Regions from separate parts of the Mus musculus genome. Here region 2 is linked to region 1. A link is a loop called in an ENCODE intact Hi-C map of the cell type or tissue named here. Cell type or tissue: gastrocnemius. All regions are shown on one strand.

Region 1 (8,000 bases):
TCTGAGCTCGTTGCAGTGTCCCCGAGGCTGCCAAGTGATTTACCACTAATTAAGCCATAATGAACTGGACCTTGGTGTCTCCTTTAGTCTCCCCATGAGGACACAGACTCAGCAGGGCACCTGGGGCCCAATTACAGCAGCCTGGGCCTAATGCCTGGTCCAGCTGAGGCCTGCATCTCAGGGAGTCCCATCTGCCCCAGGTGCCCACTTTGCTTGCCTGGCCAAACTTTTAATGAGCAAAGTGGCTACTTCTCTTACTTGCCTGCCAGTTGCGCAGGCATGACCCTTGGGCCCTGCCTCCTCTCGGCTTAAAGAGATAGAGTGATTTTTAGTGTGTGAAAGATCTTAGTGGATCTATCAATCAACAGTGACCACATGTGACTCTGGTGCAGGCTCAGGCCTCTCAGACCATCATTCTTAGCAATAACAGTCACAGAGTTGACGTGAGGACCAGATGACATCACACACACTGAAGAGCTGGTTATTTAGCAGTGGTTGTTATTGTCCTTAGCCCTGCTGTGACCTTGACTCTGACCTTTCTTTGCTGCAGATAAACTGAACTAGAGCCAGCTCTGACCTGGGTGCTCATAATCACGGGTGTGGGCTTCCTGCCCTGCTGGCCATTGCACTCTCTGCTTCAAGCTGGGTTGACCTAGTGACTGTGCTGTTTTAAGGTCTCCTTTAGCCCAAGTGTCTCTTTTTATTCTCCCAATGTTCCCTAAGCCTCCAGAAAACCAAGGGCCCCGTCTGTAACCAGGTCCATCCCTCACTGCACAGATGGGAGGAGATACAGGAGAGGCAAGACTTGCATGGCTGCCCATCTCAGTGAAGCTAGGCAGGCATTCATCTGTGTACCCATTTGCAGCCTCCAAAGCGAAACCGGGCATACGTCCTTTCTCCATTATTTATTGGGTACATTCCCGTGCCTCTCTTTCTCCAAATAAGAAAATATTAGCATTCCTCTCAGATGCTAGTTTTATTAAATGAGTTAGGGTCCATGTGGAATGCTGGAACTGGGCCTTGGCATGGTGGGTTTTCAATAACCATATTTCCAGTTGCTAGGATCCAGCCACTGATCCACCAGGCATCAAGTGAAATCCTACTGTGTGCCAATGTTGGTGGTACTAGGCCCTGCAGATACAGCAGTGAACAGGCTGGCCCTTGGAGGTATTTTTTACTGGAGGATTCAGATACACAGGGCCATTATTTCAGGATCAAGGGTGTGGCAAGCTGAGGTGGGGTACTCCCTTAGCAGAGGAGCCTCAAGCCCCCTGTAGAGAGATGGGGTGGAGACAGTCAGGGAAGAGTTCCCAGAGTGAAGTATGAAAGGTGTGAAACAGGGTTTACTGAGTTCTCACAATGATGACCTCAGTCCACCTCAGGTCCCATAAGGTAGCAGAGGTTGCTTAGATTCTCCTCAGTGCAACTGATGGCCAAATTAGCTGCCTAAAGTCAACCAGACTGTAAACAGTGGTGCCAGAATCCAACAAGGAGTTGTTTAAACTCAAATCTTGTGCCCATTTCTTCACCTACGGGGGTGTCTGTGATGGTGGTTTTGACGGACAGGTAGAAGGGGGAGGCCCTTGAAGGAGAAGAGACCCTCTCACAGAAAACTAGCTTTCATGAGGACTCAGCCCTGAGATGAGGACCCTAACCCTGCAAGTACGGTGGAGGGGCAGCATGGAGGCTGTCCTAAGTACCAGCACAGGCCTGGCCACACCATGCCTGAGTCCCGGTCCACTCACTAGCGTGACTATGACCTAGAGAAAGTGATGTCATGGCTCTGCACATCAGTTTCATTCTGCAAAATGGGAGAATGACAGTAGCAGGCAAGTGTGGCAATGCCCCCAGCCCTCAGCCCGGAAGCTTTTCGTTACCACCCATAGCATTCTCAGCTCTGAATTTTTCTCTCTCCCCCCAAGTTATCCAGGGAGTTTTAAGGGGTAGATTGGCACATGCGATGGTGCTTAGTGCACAGGAAAATGGCCAGAAAATGTTGTCATTATGAACATTTGAGACGTATCCCAAAGTATACTCCGTCAGACAGTGCCACAGGATGCTAGTGTATGTTGAAAGAGGAAGTTCTGCTATGGTAAGCATCAAAACCCAGACTTAAACCAAGAGAAACATCTGTCCCCCTCGGAAAGACTCCAACTGATTAAAAGAAATTGTCAGCTACTACTCCCCAAAGCTGAGGAGGGTAGCTTAAGTAAGTGGTTCTCAACTTGCAGGGCCATGGAGCTTTTTCCTGTGTAGTGCGTGCGTGCGTGCGTGCGTGCGTATATGTGTGTGTGTGTGTGTGTGTGTGTGTGTGTGTCCTGGAAGATACTTAGGAAAAATGCAAGGCTCTCTTCACCTTAAAAAAAATTGAGGCAGGGTCTCACATAGCCCAGGCTAGCCTCTACTGTAACTGATTACGTAGTGGAGGATGGTCTTTAACCGAGCCAAGCTCGGAGAGCTTTTGTTTTGCCTCAATCGGTCTCTGGGTCTCAGGGTCACCATGTGGGCTTAGGTCTCAGTTTCCTTCTCTGAAATGCGAACAACTGTGTATGTACAACAGGGCCTATCGCAGTGTTGTTAGGACTGAGGAAATTAATGTAAGTAGTTTCACAGTTCCTGGCACACAGACTGTAAATGTGAGCCTTTCACTCTCTTCTGGGGACAAGTCATGATTGATCCTCATTCTGATGTGTGGCTCTTGCCCAGAAGTTAGTAGGTGACCCCCAGCGCTGTCAGTTTGGAGAATAAGTTGAACACACCCCAGGATGAGATATAATGATTACTCTCTCTCCTTTTTCCGCCTGACCACTGGTCACTGGGGAGAGATTACTGGGCCAGGGTCTAGGGTTCAGTGGTCAAGGCTTTTGAATGGACCGGGAGGGGTGGATCTGGAGATCGGGCCAGCAAAACACCGGAAACCCTAGATTCGGTCTCCCTGGCCACTCGTTGGTGTGGCTGTGGCGACCTCGGCTTCCGTGGGTGGCACTGGGAGCTTGCTTGCAGGCGGCCACGGCAGGCTTGCGCCAGGTTGCCAAAGCCGGGCCTCCGCGGCGCTCCGCTGGGGCTCGTTAGCGCCGCGGGCTGGCTGTCGCCACAGCGGCCCGCGGGAGCCTGGCGATCTCGTAAACATTAAGTCCCCATGCTCTGACGAGGCCCGTGGGAAGCGGCGGGGTTGAGGGCGGCCGAAGGCTGTGAGCTGGGAGCGCGGTGCCTGGTGGCTCTGTCACCAGGACCCGGGCGCCCGAGGCTTGTGCGTGCCGCCGCGTGGGGGCGCCCGAGTCCACGGAACGAGCCTGTAGGGTGAGCGCGAAACTGGAAGACACCCGTGCGCTCAGTTTCCTCCACGACCAAACATCGTTCCCGATTCTTCTCTCTAAGCTTTTAAAATAAACTCGATAAACTTGGAACCAGGCGGGGGCTGATGGAGCAGTAGGGAAAGCTGATGTTGGGTGAACATGCCCGGGCACCTCACTTTTTCAGCTTTATTTATTACTTGGCAGCAGGCTGTGTTTCTCAATGCTCAGCTGTGTTCTAGCTTAAATCCAGTTAATCTTTCTCTTCTCCTTACCAAGGGAAAATTAAAATTAGGATGTCAAAAGATCACATATTAGGGTGTGGAGGCACGTGCTTGCAATGCAGAGGTGGAGGTAGATCAGAAGTTCAAAGTCAACCCTGACTACACAGCAAGTTTGATACTAGCCTGGGATACAGGAGATCTGGCATCAATAAACAAGCAAAACCAAACCAAAACCAACCAACTAAACGACCCCCACCGCTGACAAAACAACAACCAAATCAACAAGAAACAAAAGCCCAACCTCTACACCCCTTCTCCCCCCTTCCCTCCTCCAGTCTTTAAACCTGTATTTGGCATTGTTAGCCCCATCAGAGAACCCAGGCCTACTTGGGATGGCCATGACTCTGAAAAGGGGCTAAATTCTCTGGAACTCACTTGCTAGGATCAACACTCATAGGGTAGTGCTTCCTGTGTCTTTCTGTTCTCTACAGTGCAGGGTGTGGATCTACCGCAGAGCTGTCCCTCTCCCCCCAGTTCGGTGTCTTTGTCCCTTCGGACTAGAAAGCAATAGTGCTACAAGCTAATCTCAGACCTGAAGTCCACCACGCAGGGATTTCAATGTCTGTGCTTCTGTCAGACTGGGTTGGGGAGGGATAATGTCTGTCTGAGGATAGCACCTCGTCTGCTCTGCTGGCCACGACAAACCCAGTGGCTCACTATCATTCATCTCTCACAGTTTTGGAGGCTGAGTATTTCAAGACTCGGGTGCTGGCAGATTAAATGCCTGGTGAGCGCCCTATTCTGAGTTTGCAGAAAAAGAGGAAGTTACTGGTCTGTGGGAACAGTAGAAGTGAGACTCAGGCATTTATTGTGGAGCTGGGCAAGGCTCCTTTCCTGAGCCACCAGCTCCAGTTGCCTGACTTCAGTTTACTGGAGGCAGGTATCAGGCTGCTCACAGATCAAGGGCAGTAAGCCTTTATTGATCTGGAGGTGGGGTAGAATAATGCTTGCTAATTTCCCATTGCTCATGGGCACAGTGGAGGTGCTTTCCTTCCTGGGTACAATCTGGCCTGAGGGTTTGCAGGCTTACAGTTCCAACTGAAACCAGAACTGCTGAGCAGTTCATTGCCATGTACAGGGATAGTAGCCTCAGGTTTGGTATGGGCCATATGATCAAACTGTATGTCCTTCAGTTGCCAATAAACACATACGAAGCTCGAAACAGCAAACAGATTAAGATAACTCTAAATTACAATTTTGGAAAAAAGTTTTCTTTCGGTTTTTCAAGACAGGGTTTCTCTGTGTAGCCCTGGCTGTCCTGGAATTCAATTTGTAGACCAGGCTGGTCTTGAACACAGAGATTCACCTGCCTCTGACTCCTTCCTGAGTGCTGGAATTAAATGTGTGTGCTAGCATTCTCATCTGGGAAAATAAACATTTTAAGTGATCGACATGTCTACATGCAGAGTTGAGCAGGGTCTGACTCACAAGTGTTAAGAGAGTACAGGGACAGACACAGTATAAAGACAGAAGTGGCCAGCTTTTATCTGCCTCAGTTATCCATCAGATGCCTACCGGCTGCAGTGAAGGGTCAGAGAAACCGGGAAACTGTTACAGACCCCTCACTGAGGTCTTATCTATAGTTCAGCTGTCGCTTTCCGGAATCAGGGTTAATTAAGAGCAGATGTGATTTTGCTCTGACAGAGTGTCTGACATCAGAGTTGATTTGGATGATTTACAAAGGACATTTCACCGGATGCGGTTTTCTCCCGTTCACACTTTTCTTTTGTCCTTTGTGTAGCCATTTTGAGCCTGATTAGTTTTAGCTCGATCTGGACATAGGGCTTGGCAATCTGGCCCTGTAACCTTGTCTTTTATTTAAAAAACCAAGAGTTTAATCCAGTGAAAGTTAAGGGTCCTGAGTTCTTTGCCCTTTGGTGTTCCTACCTATGGGAGCAGGGTAGGGAACCTTTGCTGCTATGCAAAGCCCTCTTTCCATTCATTACCTTTGTTTCTTCAAAATACTGTTATTTTTCTGAGCTGTTTCCAATTTCCTTTTGAATGTGCTGGCCAGCCTCAGGGTGTGGGATGCTGATTTACAGAGGAACTTGACTCTGTATTTTTAATGTATCTCTGTCATCCTCAGATCACTCTTACCTGTGCCTGTGGCAACTCTCTCCTCCACTGTGCACTGTGTGTGTCATCTGTGTGGTACAAGCACAACTTGCTTGACAATGGGGCTGTATGTCAAGACATTTCTCTTTAAGGCGGTTTCACTGCTGTGTGAATATTGCAGTGTACTTACGGAAGCTTAGGTGGTTGGTATAGTCGGGTATACCCCAGCTGTATCTCTTACTGCTCCAAGGCCATGCTGAGCAGAGTGTGGTATGAAGTCAAGCACTGGAGAATCCCAGATGCAACCCAGAGTTATGCTAAAGCATAACTGTAGGTGTGATGCTGAGTACTGCTTAAATTAGTTTCTTCTATCAGGAGTTCCCTGAAATTAATGTAAGATTACTGGGGTCAGAGCACGTCTGAACTCCAGGGCTTCTATGGAATCTTGGATAGGAGGCGGAGGCAGGACAGTTTCTGAAGGCTTCTGTGCTGGCTAGTCCATTGATAGCCAAGGTTGTCCTTGACCTTCACACAAGGCTGTGGCCACACCTTGACCTCCACCCATACTGTAGCCACGCGTGACTACATACACATGTTTAAAAGTATATTGTATTTAATACATAAGCCTCCTTTGCTATACCTGGCACAACTCTCTATACCACTTCCATGACCTGAGTCCTGCTGGGCTGTGGGTGCCTCTGCACTCTGGAAGCTGGCACGCTGAGGTCCCTGTTTCCCTTGGCCAGTTCCTGCCACAGCTAATTTCCCTGTGGCCTGTCTTGGCACAGAGCCTTCCCTGGCAGAGCAGGCTTGTGTGAGGAGAGACCGTGTGCCTCTATTCCTGGCACTCCTCCAGGACCCTTCCTGGTGGCGCACTACCTGGGTATTATGAGTATGCAGTCCTTCCTGCATGTGACTGCATGTGTTAGGCCTTTATCCAACTGACAGCTCAGTTTCATTAGCTCAGGATCTCGTATGAGTAGTGGGCTGTACTCCTTATCATAGGATGCACTCGGCAGCAGGACTGTTGGTTCCTATAATCTTATGGGACCACTGTTGTGTGTGTGGTCTGGTGTTGAATGAAATGTTGCTATATAGCACATGGCTGTGTGCTGATGATCACCCCTGGACAGAGGGACGAGCCGGAAGCAGGGGGAATTCCATTCTTGCCACTTGGTCTTTCAAGTGGCCAAATTGGCAGGCCTATTACCTTTCTCATTTCCTGCAGAGAGGGTTGTGAGTGCCAAACCTAGCTCCCAGGGGGCTCCCAAGGCTTCCACGCACTTCTCTCACAGGTGGCCCATGAGGAGAGCAGCAAACTGCTCCCTTCTTGCATTTCCACCTCTCTGCCTGGCACAAGCTCTCCACACCGCTCCTGGGAGCTGAGTCCTGTTGGGACCGTGGCTGCCTCTACACTCTGGCAGCTGGCAGGCTGAGGTCCCTGCTTCCATTGATCAGTTCCTGCCACAGCTAATATCTCTGCGGCTTGTTCTGGCTCTGTGCCTTCTCTGGCAGAGCAGGCAACACATGAAAAGACTGTTTTGGGAAGGCTGGCTTCCATCCCTGGCATTTCCCTAGAGTCTTTCCTAGGTGGTTCTGTACTGGGCAGAATTCTCCCAGGAGCCTGCAGGCTCTGTTAATGAAGCACCACAGCCGGTCCTGTGCACACCATGACCTGCTTCTGGTAGGGAGTCTACAGTTATAACTTCACATATGGGTCTTGCCAACCCTTTGATGCCAGGAGTCTTTTTCCTACTTTCCCTCAATATTATAGCCTGCTTTCTCAGAATCCCCATTGCTAAGGTCTCCCCAAATGCTATTTGAGACTCCTGTGGTAACTCTAGCAGGGAATATCCCTTCTGCCAACCCTGGAAGAACATGAGAATAGTAGAGAGTAGAAGCTTGAATGGCCTGATACTGAGTCTCTACAGCTTGTGGAAGTGCCCTGCGGATACTGGAATAGGGAGAGCCTGAACTAAGGCAGGCAGTGTGGAGAGTCCAGGTTTCCCCTCCCTAGGTGGGTCTTCCTTGGCAAAGCCATATATGCATGTCTCACCTTTGTTCTTCCAAAGGTAGTTATTCAGACAAGGATTCATTGTGAAGTTCAACATCCACAAATGTCGTAAGAGACAGTCACCATTAACGTCAGGGATAAAACAAAGAAGCTGTCTTGGCCAAAGATGCTTGCTAGCCCACTCTGGGTCGTGGTTCACTCTTTATACAAAGAGAACGGTCTTGCCAAGCTCCCCCTGTTTGTGTTCCTTTGTGCATACTGGAGATTATTCTTTCTTTTTCACAGTAGGGAAGTGTGGTCTGATTGAAAAGGCAGAGAAAGCAGAGGGAGGTGCGTGAGAGTCACCGGAGCACC
Region 2 (8,000 bases), 51 kb after region 1:
TACCTTTCCAGGATGATCCTCACCTCCTGAGGAGAGAAGAGACAGACAGTCAACTCTGGAGTTTCTGACTGACCACTGAGATGCCATTCCTGGGGCCATGTGACATCGCCCTTGGGTAAGGCCCCAAAGATAACTCTGACAAACCGTTACCAGAAATGGCATGTGATGGCTCACAGAATATCTAGGAAGCCAACGTGGTTATGGCCTTTAGCCATGACCAGGGATTTAAAGACTGACAGAGAAAGAGACTTACAAGGGCTGGGTTCTTGGAGGAGCGGGGCTGGCCATGGAGCCAGTAGAAGAGGAAGATAAACAACAGAACCCGACTGAAGCCGGGAGGTAGCTTCAGGCAGAGAATGGCTTAGGTAGATGTCCAGAGAGGTTCCCTGCTATTTTTGGGCTTGAACTGTTTGTGGAGGAATGGCTAGTTGGTTAAAAGCTTTGTCCTGTGCTGTGGCTAATCCTCTTCACTATTTAGAGTGAGTTCAAGTGAGACTATTCATTCTCAGGCAGTGACAGCCATAACATTTGAACTGGCAGCCTCCTAGGCTCCTTAAAAAGGCACCAGGAAGCTCAGTTCAGTGACAGGCAAGAGGAAGCCTGCCAAGTCAAACCAATACAATCAGTTTTTCTATACAAAGCAGAAAGAAATGTCTGTATGCATCTGACTGAGACAGTGACACAGGTATGAGAAAAGAAACCTAGAGTGTCCCAACACCAGGCTAATATACCAAGGGTGGATGCAATGGATGCAACTTTAGAGTATGAACTGACTCTAAAACACAATCTGTCATCTTAATTTCTGCCTCTTACTACTTAGATAAACTGATGTAAGTTAACGGGAATCTCCCACTAATTCCATTAACATTTTCTCTTCCATGGAGTGAGATTGCAGCGGTACTAACCTGAGCCTGGCAGGCCACTAGTGTGCCCTTTAGGAACCTGAGCTATCATCATTATGGGAAAAATTAGAAAAAAGAATAGTAGTACGAATACATGATTATTTTAGTTCCTATGCTTCGGAAAAAAATTATTTTAAGTTTATTTTGGGAAAAGAGTGAGACTACCTGCAGAACGAGAGCACATTAAAGATAATGTAGGTAGTTTACAGAAACACAACAAGCACATTTTTTAAGAGCCGTTCCATATAGCGCAGGCTTTTCCCAAGGTACTCCTTGTGCCTGCGCAGGGGTCGCACCTGCAGTAGCTCCAGCTCTGAACCACGAATCCTCCTCTCCAGCTCTGAGATCAGCTCCTGCAGGGCCTGGTTCTTCTCAGCCAGCTCAGCCTCCTTCTTCCCCAGGAGTCTCAGGTACTCCCTTTGATCCTTCTCCAGCCTCTGCAGCTGCCTCTGCTCCTCCTGAGCCAGCAAGCTATTCTGAAGTGCGAACTCTGCGTGAATCCTCGACTTCTGGGTGTCAATGTTCCTCTGTGGTGGCAAGGGGAAGACAAGAGGTTTTCTTTTTTCTTTTTATTAGATATTTTCTTAATTTACTTTTCAATTGTTATCCCCCCTTTCTGGTTTCCCCTCCAAAAACCCCTCATCCTATCCCCCCTCCCCCTGATCACCAACCCACCCACTCCTGCTTCCTGACCCTGTCATTCCCCTAGATCGGGGCATAGTGCCTTCACAGGACCAAGGGCCTCTCCTCTCATTGATATCCAACAAGGCCATCCTCTGCTACATATGCTGCTGGAGCCATGGGTACTTTTTGGTTGGTGGTTTAGTCCCTGGGAGCTCTGGGTGTATTGGTTTGTTCATATTGTTGTTCTTCCTATGGGGCTGCAAACCCCTTCAACTCCTTGGGTACTTTCTCTAGCTCCTTCATTGGGGACCATCAAGAGTTTTCCCATAAAAATTTCCTAAGCTTGGGTGGTGTCTGTCCCCTAGACCCCCCCCCCCCCCACCTACGCATGCTTCCGGCACCAGATATTTTCTCAACCTTTCTTCCAAAAGCTACTAACGCCCATGTGAGTTCCTCTGTCTTACTATCTCAGCAAGTTGTAGAGCATAAGACCTGTTCCCATACCCATTGATACCCTGGGTGGAAAGCAGTGGTCCCAGGAAAACAGTCTTTGCCATCTTGGGAGGGTCAAGTTTTTGCTACTCATTTGGGGTCTGTGATTGGCTGTGAGCCTCTCATTCCTACCCAGTTTCAGATGCATTTCATTTTCTACCAGCAAATTCTCACTGTGACAGGCTTTAGGTCCCTAGCAGGCTTTGGACTAATAACTTGCTCACCATCAAGCAGCCACCAGGTCAGGTGGACTTCCTATCACAGACCCAAGAAACTAATGTTGACTATGCTGTTCCCTGAGACAGGGTCAGAAGGAATGACGAAACCTTAAACTTTCTCCAGAAATTCTTGATATTTGTGCCAGATTGGGGAAAATCCCATCTGATTTTAAGCTTCCTTCTTTCCTCTTCCCTCCCTCCCTTCTGCCTCCCTTCATCCCTGACTCTCTTCTATCCCTCCCTCCTTCCTTTCCTTCTCTCTTTCCTTCTCCTCTCTTCCTTCCTTTCTTTCAATTCCTCTCTATCTGGAGTCACAGTGTGTGGATGGGTCTTGGAGAGTGACCTATATAATAACTCTACCGCCCCTTGGATAGGCACAGTCATGGTTAAGGCTTGCTTGAGGTCAAGACCTGGGACACAGCCCAGCCTACAGCTCTTGCCTTCCAGTCTGTTCTTTGCATCGTGAGATCCATTTCCATCTTCTCGGCCAACTCTTTCCCCTTTCTCAGTTTTTCTAAAGCCACGTGGATCTTCTCCTGTAGAAAAAGATGGCAGGTTAGTCCCCAGGTTGGAGGAGGCAGATGGAAAGACTATGGAAGAAATCTAGTATGTCTTAACAAAAACAGAGTTACACCAATGGGTAACGGGATCTGGGCCACTGCATTTCTAATGTACCCGGGAGCCACGAGGAAGCACGATGCATGACTCCTTTCCCATGGCTTTGCCTCTGCTGCTGAGAAATAAAGTTGTATTCCATACACAAGCTCCTCTCAATGAAGGGAGAAATTATCCCTTCATCCCCCAACTTCTCAGCCACCATTCTGGGGGACAAAGTGGCTATGTTCTTTAGTCTGTGCTAAGGCCTTACCTGGTATACCTTAGCAGCCTCTTCAATAGGGACCCTGGTGTGGTCCCGGTGTTTCCCAGACTGGGCACACACCCAGCAAAGGGCCTGCCCATCTTCCTCACAGAATAGGTGAAGCTTCTCTCCATGCTTCATGCAGTGCGTTTCCTGGGTACTCTTCTTGGTATTCTGGGCTATCTGTTTAAGGTTTTCCACCATGTTGGCTATATGTCTATTGGGCCTGAGGTTTCGGAGCAGAAACTGTTGCCGGCACTCGGGACATGAACTGCCCCCATTCTTCCCAACTTCAAAAATGCATTCCTTGCAAAAGCAATGGCCACATTCGATACTCATAGGCTCCACCATGGGATCCAGGCAGATAGAACAGGTGACCTCCTCCCACATCTTTTCCAGAGACATTTTTGAGGTTGTAGAGGGTGATATCTGCCGTGGAATCTTGAGAGATGCAGAGGGGCGAAGAGATAAAAATGAGAGTTTGTAGGACAAAAGCAAAAGCAAGGCAAACCCCAAACTCCCCCAAATAATGCCAAGGTGGACAAGCGATGACACAGGAGGGAAAGGCAGAAGGCAAAAGCACCAACCTGAATGACAGGAGCCTCTCCTCCGGCCTCACCCACTGAGCAAGCCAGGCAGAAGGGGAAACCGAGTTTCTAGAAGAGACAGAGAAAACTGGTGGGGGTAACGCTGCTAACAGCTCCACCGTCACCACACCCATCCCTGCTTAACCCTCACTGTCTAGGCGTCTCCCATTTCCTTTCTGTCATCTTATGCCTCTACTGCCCAGAGACGTCAGTCATGGCAGTAACGACCATTTACCATATCACCACAGACCCTCCATATTCCAACCAGAGTTAGCTCATACTAGTCTTCATTAATCTTGGCAGAAACCACAGGGGTCAGGCATTAGGAGTCAAGGTTTATGCAGCTATACATCATAGTAGACATTTTGTCAAATATGACAGGCTGCACATATGGTGGTTGTGCAATAGGCAACACAATGCAGCCTAGGTGTGTCATTAGCGACCCCACTCAGGTTCATGTAAGATGTCATTCATTATCCGGAGTACATTGTCTAAGAGTATATGGCCCAGTTATAAGAGTTGCATGTGTGTATATGCATGTTTTTATATATGTATGTACACATATATTGATGTTTTTATATGCAAACTATACTTGTGCACAAATGCATCAATGTAGGCGTGCCCATATGTTCCCCTCTATAAATGTCTATGTACATAACATGCAGGTGTGCTCACCGGTGAACATTTTTGGGGAGCACTCCCTGGGCTCTTCTCTAAGCTGCTCCAAACCTAGTCTCAACTTCCTTTAGGGTGTGGAGTATCTTAAATCCACAGAAATTTCTACATGGATAGCACTCTCCTCAAGCAGGGATCTTCAAGGGGTAAGGGTTTCCCTGAGCTCCCCTCTGGCCTAGGTCACCACCCTGCTTCTCCTGCCCTTGCTAGGACTGTCGTCTCAGCTAGTCCAGGGCACTAGGAAAGTCACTTTCAGAGCCCAGCTTCCACAGGCCAGCATGGGCAGCTCTGCAGGGCTAGGACAAGACAACTCTGATGAAAAGAAGCAGCAGGTGGGTTCGCAAATTCCCGAGTGTGGGGTGCTGATGGGAAGAGGCTCCTTGAATCTGGTGTGGGGATAAAGAGCCCACCTAGGCCGGCCAGGGGTCCCAGTCTCACTCACCTAACCAGGGTCCTCAGCTTTAGTTATGTGCTCCCAGCTTCGCTTTTGCAAGCCTGCAGTCCAAATTTCACTTTCAGTTTCCTCTCAGAGGCAGGTCTAGCAGGAAGAGGGAGGAGCAAGGGGAGGAGTGAGGAGTTGAGTGGCAAGAGGAGGTTAGAGGCAGAGAAGGCGGAGGCTGGGCGGAGACTGGGCAGAGACAGGGCAGAGAGTGGGAGGAGAGAGGTCAGAGGTGCAAGAAACTGACTCCTGGCCACAGGCAGGGAAAAAACTCAGTACCTGTCCTCCTGGGTCTCTCTAAGGCCCCCTTGTCCCCTTTAACAGAATGTAATCTACAGGATATCGATCTTTGACACTGGTCTTTTCTTCTTACCTGGGAGCTTCTGAGAGAAGAGGTCTGAATGGGAGAGGGAGGAGTCACCATCTGTTTCCTACAGGGATGGATAGCTTCCCCCAAGACTGATCCCGCCACCGTCACTGTTTTTTATTAGTATATATTAATTGTACAGAGTACTTGAAGTATACCCATTTCCCACCACTCTGTTGTGTGATTTTGCTCTTTTCAAATAGTTTGGGGCTAGAAATTTATTCTTTATGATGTCAAGGTATGTGTTGTACCAGTGAAGGGAGTTAAGACTTATGGACAATTGATATTGTATTATAACTTGCGCTAAAAACAGCAGTGGAATTTTCCTCGCTATTTATTATATTTAGGAAACAAAACCATTCTGTGATTTGAAATTTCTAGTCCTGTTTAAGAGATCTCTCTTAGTGAAAGGCCGCCAGGCAACATCTACTGTCTAGATTGTGCTGTTGTACTGGGGCTTGGTTCCTGGAGCACAACAGTCCTAGAAAGCAGAATGAAAAAGAGTCAAGCATCCGAAAGGACGAAGACATCTATAAACATCAGAAAACGACTCTGCTTCTACCACGGAAGGTCTGCTGCTATTTCCTGCAGGCAAAGAACTTGGGTCCCAAAATAAGGCAGAGGGTAGAGTCAATGTCTATTTTGCTATTCACCACCAGAGGATGCTCTGTTTCAGTTTACACACTGGATAGAGAGATTAATGCACACCCTAGGGGTGTGCTGATATATACTCTATAATGTGCACACAGGACTACTAACATATTGTACTCAGAGCTGCCTCAGCTCCCACCTTGGTAATTGTTTGAAGACCCCACCTACTGAAGACCCAAACTCCCTTCACTCACAGATAGTACTTTGATATTTCAAACTTCCCTCTCCCTGACAAAATGACCCAAGTCTTTATTTGGGAAGAATTAATGCTATTGATATTATTGTCTAGCACATTATTAGTGTGTTGGTGAAGTGAGATGTTTATACTTTGGGTTTTAATCATATTCTCTACTAACTTGAGTGTGTATTGGCAACCCAAGTTGTCCCTGGTGATATGCAAGTACATTTTGTCCAGGACAGGAAAAGCTTCTTCTACTTATTTCTAATTTAGTGACTTAAGAAGCCCCCAAAAATATGGAAGCAGAAGGAGGACCAGTTGGAAACAAGAAAGGACCAACGGGTGTGGGAGAGGGACAAGAAAGGATGACGGGTGTGGTGGCGCACGCCTTTAATCCCAGCACTCCGGAGGCAGAGGCAGGCGGATTTCTGAGTTCGAGGCTAGCCTGGTCTACAAAGTGAGTTCCAGGACAGCCAGGGCTATACAGAGAAACCCTGTCTCGAAAAACCAAGAAAAACCAAACCAAACCAAAAAGGATGACGGAGGGCTGACCACTTGCTGGTTTTAACAATGTATCAGAATTATAGCCCTTTACTCTCATGGTTAAAGCCTTTGTTGATCCCTATAATAAAATATCACAGATCGAGTAATTCATTAAAAAAAACATACCTTTCTTTTTTATAGTTGTGGAGGATGGGAAGTAAGGCAGCAGCAGACTGGTCTTTCCAGACTTGCTCTTTTCCTCAAAGACAAGGCCTTCTCTTTGTATCCTTTCTTTTTCTTTCTTTCTTTTTTAAAAATAAGGATCCTAATCCATAGCTTCACTTCTTGTTACTGTCATATCATCATCACCATCGTCGTCATCATTATCTCGATCTATTAATTTCACTAAGACACAGACATAGATGAGATTTTCAATTTGGTGCCACACCTCCACTCTCAACAAGTCATGGCCCAGTTTTACTGACCACCTGTTCTGATGATGCACACTCAAGATGATGGTTTCCATAACCTCATTACTAGGAATTATATATAAAACAGTTACTGGTTACAGGTAATGCTTTGGAAAGAGCTTAATGGAGCAAAGTTAAAAATGGTGATGCTTGGTAGATACAATGTAGGAGAGAAAACAGATATGCTGGAATATTACTTATTTTGTTAGAAAAATTTGATTTATTTAACATAAATAATATTTAATGTAAATAATGTAAAAAATTCACCAGAAAACTGCTCAGATTTTTCTTAGAAACAGTAAAAAACAGGCTAAAAGCAATATAATATATGATGATATAGCATATTACATGATTTATTATATATGTTATTTATGGCAGCACTTCTACTTCCTCCAGGAGCCACCTACTTCCTCCTTTCACTTCCCACAGGAAGTGAAGGGAAACTCAAATCTTTTTAAAAAATTTCTTATTTTATGTTTATTACTGCTATTTAGTCACAGAAAAGATGAACACTTTACAAGAAATGTCCTTTATCATATGCCATATAGGTATAATTTTATGTGAAGAGGAACTATGAGAGAACAGGCTATCTTTACAAGGAAATAAAGAAACAGCAATAAAAGAATTCTTCCATATAAAGATTTTAAACCAAATTATTCATTTCAGAATACAAAACCTTCATTGTCGGAAGGAAAGAGAAAAACAGCAAAGAAAACAGTAAGACAGAAGACCAAGAATAAAGAACTCTTCTCTAGAGATGCACTGCATATGTAGTATATACGTATGGTCTGAGTTATCACAAAAGTACTCACGGATTATAGTCAATTCTCATATAGTTAGAAACAGCACTTTCCAAGCAAGTGCAATTGGCCCAGCACTTTCTCAGTCTCCAGTTACATGACGAGTTAAAGTTGTGTAGCAGTCACTGCTGACGAGCACTATCAAGACAAACGCTGGACAAGATATAATTTTTCTCCTTGTTCATTGTAAAGATCGGTGCCTGTTTGTAATGTTCTACAAGTTCCTCCATGGTGCTGAATTTCTGCTGCCCAATG

What was found. Peaks named below come from ENCODE experiments on the same cell type or tissue, not always from the same donor. Only the 100,000 strongest peaks of a DNase experiment are listed, where the experiment ranks them.
Region 2: a loop joins it to region 1, with 2.3 times the contacts of the local background. A loop is called at or near these places in 3 of 42 quality-filtered maps.

The regions. Positions count from the first base shown.
Region 1 is chr7:102,510,012-102,518,011 of GRCm38, forward strand. It overlaps the pseudogene Gm8556. Among named protein-coding and RNA genes, the nearest start is that of Gm38627, 8.5 kb to the left of the region's middle. In gastrocnemius, a CTCF peak has its summit at 3,264; DNase peaks (open chromatin) are centred at 120, 3,249, 6,442, 6,919 and 1 more place; H3K4me3 peaks cover 941 bases; H3K27ac peaks cover 345 bases.
Region 2 is chr7:102,560,590-102,568,589 of GRCm38, forward strand. It overlaps Trim21 (tripartite motif-containing 21), which reads right to left and starts at 4,893. Exons shown (of 8, transcript NM_009277.4): 1 at 4,800-4,893; 2 at 3,683-3,751; 3 at 3,105-3,536; 4 at 2,677-2,772; 5 at 1,199-1,429; 6 at 4-26. The coding sequence starts at 3,500. It also overlaps the pseudogene Gm5339. In gastrocnemius, no CTCF peak of the experiment used is centred here; a DNase peak (open chromatin) is centred at 4,957; H3K4me3 peaks cover 1,484 bases; H3K27ac peaks cover 995 bases.